Regions from separate parts of the Homo sapiens genome. Here region 1 is linked to region 2. Evidence: chromatin contacts called from ENCODE Hi-C or POLR2A ChIA-PET data. All regions are on one chromosome and are shown on one strand. The core of a region is the stretch at or near the end of the contact, and the rest is flanking DNA. Distances in the headings are between cores, read along the strand shown.

Region 1 (5,322 bases), core at 1,899-4,398, 6.8 Mb before region 2:
TCTCCTGCCTCAGCCTCCTGAGTAGCTGGGATTACAGGTGCGTACCACCAAGCCCGGCTAATTTTTGTACTTTTTTTTTTAGTAGAGATAGGGTTTCACCATGTTGGCCAGGTTGGTCTCGAACTCCTGACCTCAGGTGATCTGCCTGCCTCGGCCTCCCAAAATGCTGGGATTACAGGTGTGAGCCACCATGCCCGGCCTAGTTTTTTAAATCCATATGGGATATATATATAGACATTTTGCAGTTGGTGAAGTTACTTCTCTTTAATACTCTCTTTATAAAATAGGGATAATAATGGTACTCATCACCCTGTGCCATCTACATGATTTACAAGGCCCAGTGCAAAATTCCCGGCCTGGAGCAGAGCACAGAAGTCAGACTCCCCCTTACTACAGCCCTAATGGATTGCAACTTCCCTGCAGGGATGGGACAGGTGAGAGGCCCCTGCCCACTTGCCTGCCTAATGTGCTGTGGTACCAGCCACCCTGCCCTGAGATTCGGAGGGTGCAATCCCAACGCTGCCTGGGCAAGAGTGGGATCAGGGAGGGTAGGGAGAAGCCCCAGGGCAGCTCGAGTGGGCCAGGGCAACTGAGAACCTGTCCCATTGGACTTCACTTAAAAAACACAAATTCAAAGATAAAATTAAGAATTTCAAGCATGGGATACTTCTGAGTGCCTGGCCCTTTCCACCAGAGTGATCAAAGCCTGCATTGACTGTCCACCCATGAAGCTAGTCCTGCTATCACATAGGGTTGTTGTGAGGAATGAATGAATACTTGTACAGGTTTAAGACTAATGCCTGGCACCTTTGAAGGACAATATAAGTGTTGGCTATTGTTTCTATCACTTCCATAGATGGAACACAGGTATTTTTCAAATATGCATTTGTTCAGCAAACACTTATTATTCTGTGCCAGGTACTGACACATTTCATTTTATCTTTTTAATTTTTTCCTTGATTCTGCATTAAAGGAAAGAAATTCTAGCAGGGAAGAACTTTTATTATTTGCTTACTCCTGCCACGAAATATCTAAGAGGCCTCCAGGAGACGCCATGCCTTGACTTTCAGTACTGACTGTCAATGAGTATGCAACTCAGCATCCACTGATGTGTGGAAAAGTCTCGGGAAAAGGTGTCAAGCTAGAGGGCAGTAGATTCCCGGCCTGCCCAGGCTCTCATCATCCTCTAATGCTATTTTCCACTGCCAGGATCTCAAAACGAGTCAGCCTTTCAACTTTACTCAGTAATTATTCTTGACCACTGAAAATCTCACAATTCACTACCTGGGGTCAGTGCATCTACAGCAAAGGTACCAGTGGATGGGGAGGAATCAGGAAGCCTCGAGTGTGTGCTATGATGCTCCTTGGAAGGCACCACAACCTTTCCTCAGCTCTGTCCCAGCATTTTCTATGAAGTTGGCAATGTTCTATTATGTGCTATCTCATACAGTAGCCACTGGCCACACACAGGCTACTGAGCATTTAAAATGTGGCCGCTGTAATCGAGGAACAAGTTTTTTTTTTTTTTTTTTTTTTTGAGACAGAGTCTCGCTCTGTCACCCAGGCTGGAGTGCAGTGGCGCGATCTCGGCTCACTGCAACCTCTGCCTCCCAGGTTCAAGCGATTCTCCTGCCTCAGCCTCCTGAGTAGCTGGGACTACAGGTGCATGCCAACACACCCAGCTAATTTTTTGTATTTTTAGTAGAGACGGGGTTTCACCATGTTGGCCAGGATGGTCTCGATCTCTTGACCTCGTGATCCACCCGCTTCGGCCTCCCAAAGTGCTGGGATTACAGGCGTGAGCCACCGCTCCCGGCCGAGGAACTCAATTTTTAATTCAATTTAAAAGTACTGAATTTCAATTGATTCAGTTAGAAATTGAGGAATCCGGCCGGGCGCGGTGGCTCAAGCCTGTAGTCCCAGTACTTTACGAGGCCGAGGCAGGTGTATCACAAGGTCAGGAGTTCAAGACCAGCCTGGCCAAGATGGTGAAACCCCGTTTCTACTAAAAATATGGGAGGGGGGTGGGGGCGGGGAACTTAGCCGAGCGTGGTGGTGGGCACCTGTAATCCCAGCTACTCGGGAGGCTGAGGCGGGAGGGAGGATCGCTTGAACCCGGGAGGCAGAGGGTGCAGTGAGCCGAGATCGCACCACTGCACTCCAGCCTGGGCGACAGAGCAAGACCCGGTCTCAAAAAAATAAAAATAAATAAAAACAAAAACACACACACAAAAACATATGCGTGCTGTTGTATTGGATAGCACAGCTCTGGATGTCTGGCGTTAGAGGGCTAAGTTACTTAACTCTTACTATCACTGATATGCTGGCACTCTGTTCATTACAAGGGCTGAAAAGGTCTTTAAGAGATCATCGGGTGACTTTAAAATCCCCATCTCACAGGCAGAGGTGAGCGGAGGCGCCGCTGGTCCGCTGCGCGCAGGGCCCACGCCCTCCCAACACCCGCCGGCGCTCCACTCCCGCACTGAACGGCTGAAAAGCAGAACAGTGCTGGCTCCGTTTCGTGTGTGGAGTTACTACAGAGTTCCGAAGCCCGGACGCGCACACGTCCTTCACCTAGTTAGTGGGAGAGCATAGAGGCGCGGGTGCGGGAGCGCGCTCAGGCACGCGGGGCTGCGGGGGGCGGTCTCGGCTGGGCCGCCGGAGTAAAGACCCAGGCGCAGCCAGGCGCCGCCCGCCCGCCAACAGCTCGCGTAACCTCCCGGAACGGCCAGTGCCCTCCCAGCCCGGCCCCCACCGCGCCCGCGCCGGCGGCCAGCGGGGACACGCGAGTCCGCCGCGGGACAGACCCGGCCCGAGCCTACCTGCGCGCGCCGTGCCGTCCCCGCTGTCCCCGCCGCCCAGCCCCGCGGCCGCGCGCAGCGCGCTCCCGCAGCTCGCCGACAGGTTCCCGGTGGCCCTGCGTGCCAGGGTCAGGATGGGCGCCGACCAGCCCTCGGCCGCCCGCGGCCTCGTTGCGCTCCGCAGGTCGCCTGGGCCGGGCAGCTGGCTTCGGTCCACGATCTCAAACTCTTCTCCCGGCTCAAGCGCTGACCCGGGCCCCGGCCCCGGCTCCAGCTCCGGCTCCAGCTCCCGCCCCCGCCCAGCAGCGCAGCCGCCTTCCCGGTCGGCCATCTTGGCCGTGTCATGTGACCCAGCGGGCGGGCGGGCGCGGGGTGGGGGCGGGCGGGCATCGCCTTTGCCTTAGGTGGGGGAGATTTTTCTCCCTCTTCACCGCCTCGCCTTCCCTCTGTTTCGAAAGGTTCGGGAAAGTCCAAGTCATAACATAAAAAGTGTGCGTATTCCCGGCCGCCGGCAGGACCTGTTCGCGGGGAAGTTCCTCTTGAACTTTCTCCGAGGACAGTTGTGCACCCTGCCCGGCGCTTCACGGGGTTCCCTGGCCGTCGTTGTCTTTGTGACACCATTTCCTCTTTTAAATTTTCATTTCATGGTCTATATTTTCCACTTCGTCATTTTTCTGTAGCACTCATTAGAACAAGCCCCGAAAGGGCGACTAAGGAAACGCACAGGCGAGGCAGGAAAGCAGGAATTTTTTTTTTTTTTTAATCTAATGACTATGACGGCTTGGCAAGAAAGAGTGCACGATAGTGGACTGGAAATCAGAGGTGGCTTCTCCTATTGATTAGTTAAGTGGGATAACAAAAACCGACCTCATTATTAAATAAGATTTGCAGTAAGGACCACATGGCAGATGTTAGCGATTGTGACTACTATCTCTGGTATCCAACTGTGTGGCCTGGGTAAGTCACTATACACTCAGTCTGTTTCTTCACTTGGAAAAGAAAGGAATTTGAGTAAGTACAAAGGAAAATTTTGGCCGGGCGCGGTGGCTCACGCCTGTAATCCCAGCACTTCGGAAGGCCCAGGCGGGCCTTTAGTAGGACGAAACCCCGTCTCTACTAAAATACCAAAACAACAACAACAACAACAACAAAAAACCAGCCAGATGTCGTGGCGGGACAGCTCTACTCCTAGCTCCTTGGGGGGCTGAGAGTGGGAGGATCGCTTGAGCCCGGGAGGTCGATCCCACAGTGAGCGGAGATCATGGCCACTGCACTCCAGGCTGGGCGACAAAGTGAGACCCTGTCTCAGAAAAAACACTAAAATTTACTAGCACTTAACACTTTGCAAAGTGAGGCAACATGAGCCACACCAAACCAGCAGAGCTGTTTTGATTCCCAGAATGTTTACAAATCTTAAAACTTGTTGCCAATATTTAGAAATCAAAAGATTTCACATAAGAATCTGGATTTTAGCTTTCTCTGGAATCACTGGAATATTTGGTAACTCATGGCATATTCCCAGATGGCAACAAACTGTTGGGAATAAACTGTGCTGCCCCTTTAGACGCCCAGCTGCTCCCTGGACCTGTCTTGGTCCAGCCCACTTCACTAGGTTGCATGATATGTCTGGTCCCTGAAAGGCCAGTTCTCAGTGAAGGGATACCACTTCATCTAGGAGTGTTTTGGGAATTTGTGGAGTTGGTGTTTGAGTTGTGTAATGACTGAGGGCATACTACCAGTCTTTTTTGTTTGTTTGTTTTCGTACGGAGTCTCGCTCAGTCGCCCAGGCTGGAGTGCAGTGGCGCGATCTCGGTTCACTGCAAGCTCCACCTCCCGGGTTCACGCCATTCTCCTGCCTCAGCCTCCCGAGTAGCTGGGACTACAGGTGCCCGCCACCACGCCCGGCTAATTTTTTTTTTTTTTTGTATTTTTAGTAGAAACGGGGTTTCACCGTGTTAGCCAGGATGGTCTTGATCTCCTGACCTCGTGATCCGCCAGCCTCGGCCTCCCAAAGTGCTGGGATTAGAGGCGTGAGCCACCACGCCCGGCCTGGTCTTGTTTGTTTGTTTGTTTTTGAGGCCAAGTCCTGCTCTGTCACCAAGCTGGAGTGCAGTGGCGCAATCTCGGCTCACTGTAACCTCTGCCTACCGGGTTCAAGCGATTTTCCTGCCTCAGCCTCCCAAGTAGCTGGGACTGCAGGGGCGTGGCGCCACACTTGGCTAATTTTTGTACTTTTAGTAGAGACGGGGTTTCACCATGTTCGCCAGGATAGTCTCGATCTCTCGACCTCGTGATTCCCCCGCCTCGGCCTCTCAAAGTGTTGAGATTACAGGCGTGAGCCACTGAGCCCGGCCCTACTAGTCTTTACTGGATGCATAGACAGGGATGAAGATAGTCTAGAATAACAGCATTGTCCCGAATCCTTCATGACTTTCCAATGCTACTGGACATTTATGTAGGTGAAAAGTTTGTTTATAATGATCAGGGCGTGGAACCGAATTCCATTTTGTATAAAAACATT
Region 2 (4,416 bases), core at 1-2,500:
CCGTCACTGGGACTCAGGGCACGGAGATCGCTGGGCGGGGCGGGGGTCTTCCCAAGTGTTGCGATCCAGGTCCTGGCAATCCGCCCACAATGGCCCGGGATTGGATTTTGCTTTCGGCCTATAACGGCCGCGACGACAGGGAGCGAGGGTTGTGGCCGGCTTCTGTTCCGGGTTGGAGGCCCCCAGCCCAGCGCTTAGTGGGCGCTCACTGTGTATACTGCCTATTTGTATAATAAAGAAAGGGATGGAGAAGCTCAGTCTGGAGCCAAGGTGACAGAAACGTGTCGGGCGGCCCCTGGGGGGCGCCGTCGAGTCGCGCTGCGGGTCGCCCCTCACCCCTCCAAACGCCAAACCCTGGAATCCACTGCGGGGCCTTGCGACCCCTCACCGGGATTTCAGCCCCCTGACCTGCCTCCCTTGGCTCCAAGTCTTCCGGGGGCCACAAGACTAGGAATAGCATTATTTCCCGGTGGGAGTTTGCTTGCTCACACTTTCATGGCAAATGTAGATATTTTAAAGCCACCTTAAAGAAAAGTCTGGGAAACAGGAAAGCATTGCCCTGAACCTCTCCGCCCCAACTCGCTCGAGTCGGTCTTGGTAGGGACGACTTTTCTATCGGCAGAGTTGTTCATTTTTCTCTAAACTTCATCTTAGGCGCCTATTTGCTGCCCCCACCCCAGTAGTGTGGTTCTGGGCAAGTCAGTCGCTTCGCCTGGGGAACCTCAGTTTCCCCGCCTGTTAGTGATGAGGAAATGAGGAAAAGGGGCACAAGAGTATGCAAAAGCACAGGAAGCCCCTTTCGGTTCAGGTCGGCGGCCGAGGGGCACGGGGAAGGGGACTCGGGGAGGGAGAGAGGGAGGAGCGGCGAGGCCAAGGCAGGTGGCACGTCGCCCGTTCTCCCGGCCGCTCGCATCCCGGAGGTCAGCCTCAGCTGGCAGCGAGCCCTCCTCCTCCCCGCTGGGCCTGGAGCGCGGCGCGGGTCCGGTCCCTGGGGACGCGCCAAGAGCAGGCCGGACAGCAGGGCGGGGGCCGGGCCGCGAGCCAGCGCGCGGCGAGCGGACCCAGCTCCGAGGCTGATGACGTCTCCCCCTCTGGCTCGGCGGCGCCTGGCCTGGCAGGGCGGGTGACGTCACCGCCCCGTCACGTGATCACCATTCAAACAAACACCCCCCCTCCCCCTGCGCGCGGGTCTGGCCCGCCCCGTCCCCCAGAGGCCGCATATAAACGCGCTCCCCGGGCCAGGCTCGCTGCGAAGGACATTTGGGCTGTGTGTGCGACGCGGGTCGGAGGGGCAGTCGGGGGAACCGCGAAGAAGCCGAGGAGCCCGGAGCCCCGCGTGACGCTCCTCTCTCAGTCCAAAAGCGGCTTTTGGTTCGGCGCAGAGAGACCCGGGGGTCTAGCTTTTCCTCGAAAAGCGCCGCCCTGCCCTTGGCCCCGAGAACAGACAAAGAGCACCGCAGGGCCGATCACGCTGGGGGCGCTGAGGCCGGCCATGGTCATGGAAGTGGGCACCCTGGACGCTGGAGGCCTGCGGGCGCTGCTGGGGGAGCGAGCGGCGCAATGCCTGCTGCTGGACTGCCGCTCCTTCTTCGCTTTCAACGCCGGCCACATCGCCGGCTCTGTCAACGTGCGCTTCAGCACCATCGTGCGGCGCCGGGCCAAGGGCGCCATGGGCCTGGAGCACATCGTGCCCAACGCCGAGCTCCGCGGCCGCCTGCTGGCCGGCGCCTACCACGCCGTGGTGTTGCTGGACGAGCGCAGCGCCGCCCTGGACGGCGCCAAGCGCGACGGCACCCTGGCCCTGGCGGCCGGCGCGCTCTGCCGCGAGGCGCGCGCCGCGCAAGTCTTCTTCCTCAAAGGTACGCCCTCGGGGAAGCTCGGGGCGGGCCGCACACCCCTGAGGTTTTGCCCGGTACCCCTGGCTCTCGGCTCCCGGGGGATCGCCCCACCTGCAGCGCGTGGGCGCTGGAGTACATTTATCTCTGGAACTTGTCATTGGCTTTGTTTGGCTCTGGAAACAAAGACTTGCCTGGGCCTTTCCGATGTAAACTTCCAGCCCTTGGTGGGTGGGGGAGTTGTATGAAGGTGCCGTGTCCCGGTGTCACTAATGGGGAAAAAAAATGTCTTTGTATTCCCAGGAGGATACGAAGCGTTTTCGGCTTCCTGCCCGGAGCTGTGCAGCAAACAGTCGACCCCCATGGGGCTCAGCCTTCCCCTGAGTACTAGCGTCCCTGACAGCGCGGAATCTGGGTGCAGTTCCTGCAGTACCCCACTCTACGATCAGGTTAGTAGGTGTCCCTGCCACAGGGAAGAAGTAAGAACTGGCAAAGGCATGGAAGAGTAGTGCCAGGGAGAATATAGAAAGTGACCTGCAGCATTATTTATAACGGAGGGGACACAGGGATATGATTTATTCCACAGTTAAGTGGTCTGACGGAGCCGAGTCTCCAATTGTAGGCTCTACGGAAATGAACTTGCTGGTCCTGCCCAGGCAAATGGGCTTAGTTCCCTATTTATTTATCCTCCAGCAACAGAACTGAGTTCACTCGGTATCTGAAATTGACTTTTCCAGCAGAAAGTTTTTGTGGGTATGGGCACTGGCCTTGGCTTTGAGCAAGCTTGATGAATGTTGGATATTTCTGGATTTCAGGGTGGCCCGGTGGAAATCCTGCCCTTTCTGTACCTGGGCAGTGCGTATCACGCTTCCCGCAAGGACATGCTGGATGCCTTGGGCATCACTGCCTTGATCAACGTCTCAGCCAATTGTCCCAACCATTTTGAGGGTCACTACCAGTACAAGAGCATCCCTGTGGAGGACAACCACAAGGCAGACATCAGCTCCTGGTTCAACGAGGCCATTGACTTCATAGGTAAATGGAATGGATGCCTGGGGCTTTTCTGCCTTTCTCTTCTCATTTTAGCCACTAAGCCCAACCTCTGTGGCAAGAGCTTGAAGTTTTCTGAGCCTTCTTCCACACATTCAGTATCAGTCTGGTGTGGGCAACATTCCTGTAAAATATGAATTTGATTCGATGTCCCACTTTACAGATTTGCAAAGTGGGGCTCACAAAGTTGAATTGACTGGTCTGAGATCTATCTGCTAAGTGGAAATCCCCAGTCTGAGTTTAAATCCTGTGCCATCCTTTGCACAGTGCCCACGTTGCCTCCATGAACAGTATCCATGTGATGGCATGTGGTGATGTTGACCATTTCTAGACAAGACACACATGACCTTTCTCAGATACACTGTACCTGGGCTTGGGGTGGTTCTCCTGAACTCTCAAGTAACCAGCCGCTCCTTTGGTTTTCCAGACTCCATCAAGAATGCTGGAGGAAGGGTGTTTGTCCACTGCCAGGCAGGCATTTCCCGGTCAGCCACCATCTGCCTTGCTTACCTTATGAGGACTAATCGAGTCAAGCTGGACGAGGCCTTTGAGTTTGTGAAGCAGAGGCGAAGCATCATCTCTCCCAACTTCAGCTTCATGGGCCAGCTGCTGCAGTTTGAGTCCCAGGTGCTGGCTCCGCACTGTTCGGCAGAGGCTGGGAGCCCCGCCATGGCTGTGCTCGACCGAGGCACCTCCACCACCACCGTGTTCAACTTCCCCGTCTCCATCCCTGTCCACTCCACGAACAGTGCGCTGAGCTACCTTCAGAGCCCCATTACGACCTCTCCCAGCTGCTGAAAGGCCACGGGAGGTGAGGCTCTTCACATCCCATTGGGACTCCATGCTCCTTGAGAGGAGAAATGCAATAACTCTGGGAGGGGCTCGAGAGGGCTGGTCCTTATTTATTTAACTTCACCCGAGTTCCTCTGGGTTTCTAAGCAGTTATGGTGATGACTTAGCGTCAAGACATTTGCTGAACTCAGCACATTCGGGACCAATATATAGTGGGTACATCAAGTCCATCTGACAAAATGGGGCAGAAGAGAAAGGACTCAGTGTGTGATCCGGTTTCTTTTTGCTCGCCCCTGTTTTTTGTAGAATCTCTTCATGCTTGACATACCTACCAGTATTATTCCCGACGACACATATACATATGAGAATATACCTTATTTATTTTTGTGTAGGTGTCTGCCTTCACAAATGTCATTGTCTACTCCTAGAAGAACCAAATACCTCAATTTTTGTTTTTGAGTACTGTACTATCCTGTAAATATATCTTAAGCAGGTTTGTTTTCAGCACTGATGGAAAATACCAGTGTTGGGTTTTTTTTTAGTTGCCAACAGTTGTATGTTTGCTGATTATTTATGACCTGAAATAATATATTTCTTCTTCTAAGAAGACATTTTGTTACATAAGGATGACTTTTTTATACAATGGAATAAATTATGGCATTTCTATTGAAATTTCAACGCTTTTATTTCTTTGGCAACCACACCCAATCCCTCTCCCACTAGTGAACTAGGGAAGAAT

What was found. A loop is a pair of places that touch in the nucleus more often than their neighbours do. ChIA-PET counts read pairs that join two places held with the same protein, here RNA polymerase II (POLR2A). Pooled maps may share reads with other maps.
Region 1: a loop to region 2 is called in a map of naive thymus-derived CD4-positive, alpha-beta T cell, with 11 times the contacts of the local background. The contact joins the promoter of RUFY1 here to the promoter of DUSP1 in region 2. A Hi-C loop is called at or near these places in 1 of 168 maps with a recorded cell type or tissue (naive thymus-derived CD4-positive, alpha-beta T cell) and 4 of 50 pooled maps. POLR2A ChIA-PET finds 5 or more read pairs at or near these places in 1 of 52 experiments (B cell).

Annotation. Positions count from the first base shown.
Region 1 is chr5:179,548,380-179,553,701 of GRCh38, reverse strand. RUFY1 (RUN and FYVE domain containing 1) reads right to left here and starts at 3,148. Exons shown (of 18, transcript NM_025158.5): 1 at 2,823-3,148. The coding sequence starts at 3,132. The region is part of intron 4 of LOC128966623 (a long non-coding RNA gene); the gene reads right to left. It overlaps LOC105377762 (a long non-coding RNA gene), which reads left to right and starts at 3,198. Exons shown (of 4, transcript XR_941315.4): 1 at 3,198-3,758. RefSeq lists a silencer at 2,514-3,223.
Region 2 is chr5:172,768,029-172,772,444 of GRCh38, reverse strand. It overlaps DUSP1 (dual specificity phosphatase 1), which reads left to right and starts at 1,250. Exons shown (of 4, transcript NM_004417.4): 1 at 1,250-1,859; 2 at 2,139-2,284; 3 at 2,651-2,870; 4 at 3,313-4,349. The coding sequence starts at 1,493. The coding sequence ends at 3,683. LOC105377730 (a long non-coding RNA gene) reads right to left here and starts at 234. Exons shown (of 3, transcript NR_188285.1): 1 at 1-234. RefSeq lists enhancers at 1-202, 1-239, 1-775, 240-1,001, 1,423-1,692 and 1 more and silencers at 803-1,252, 1,793-1,902, 4,316-4,416.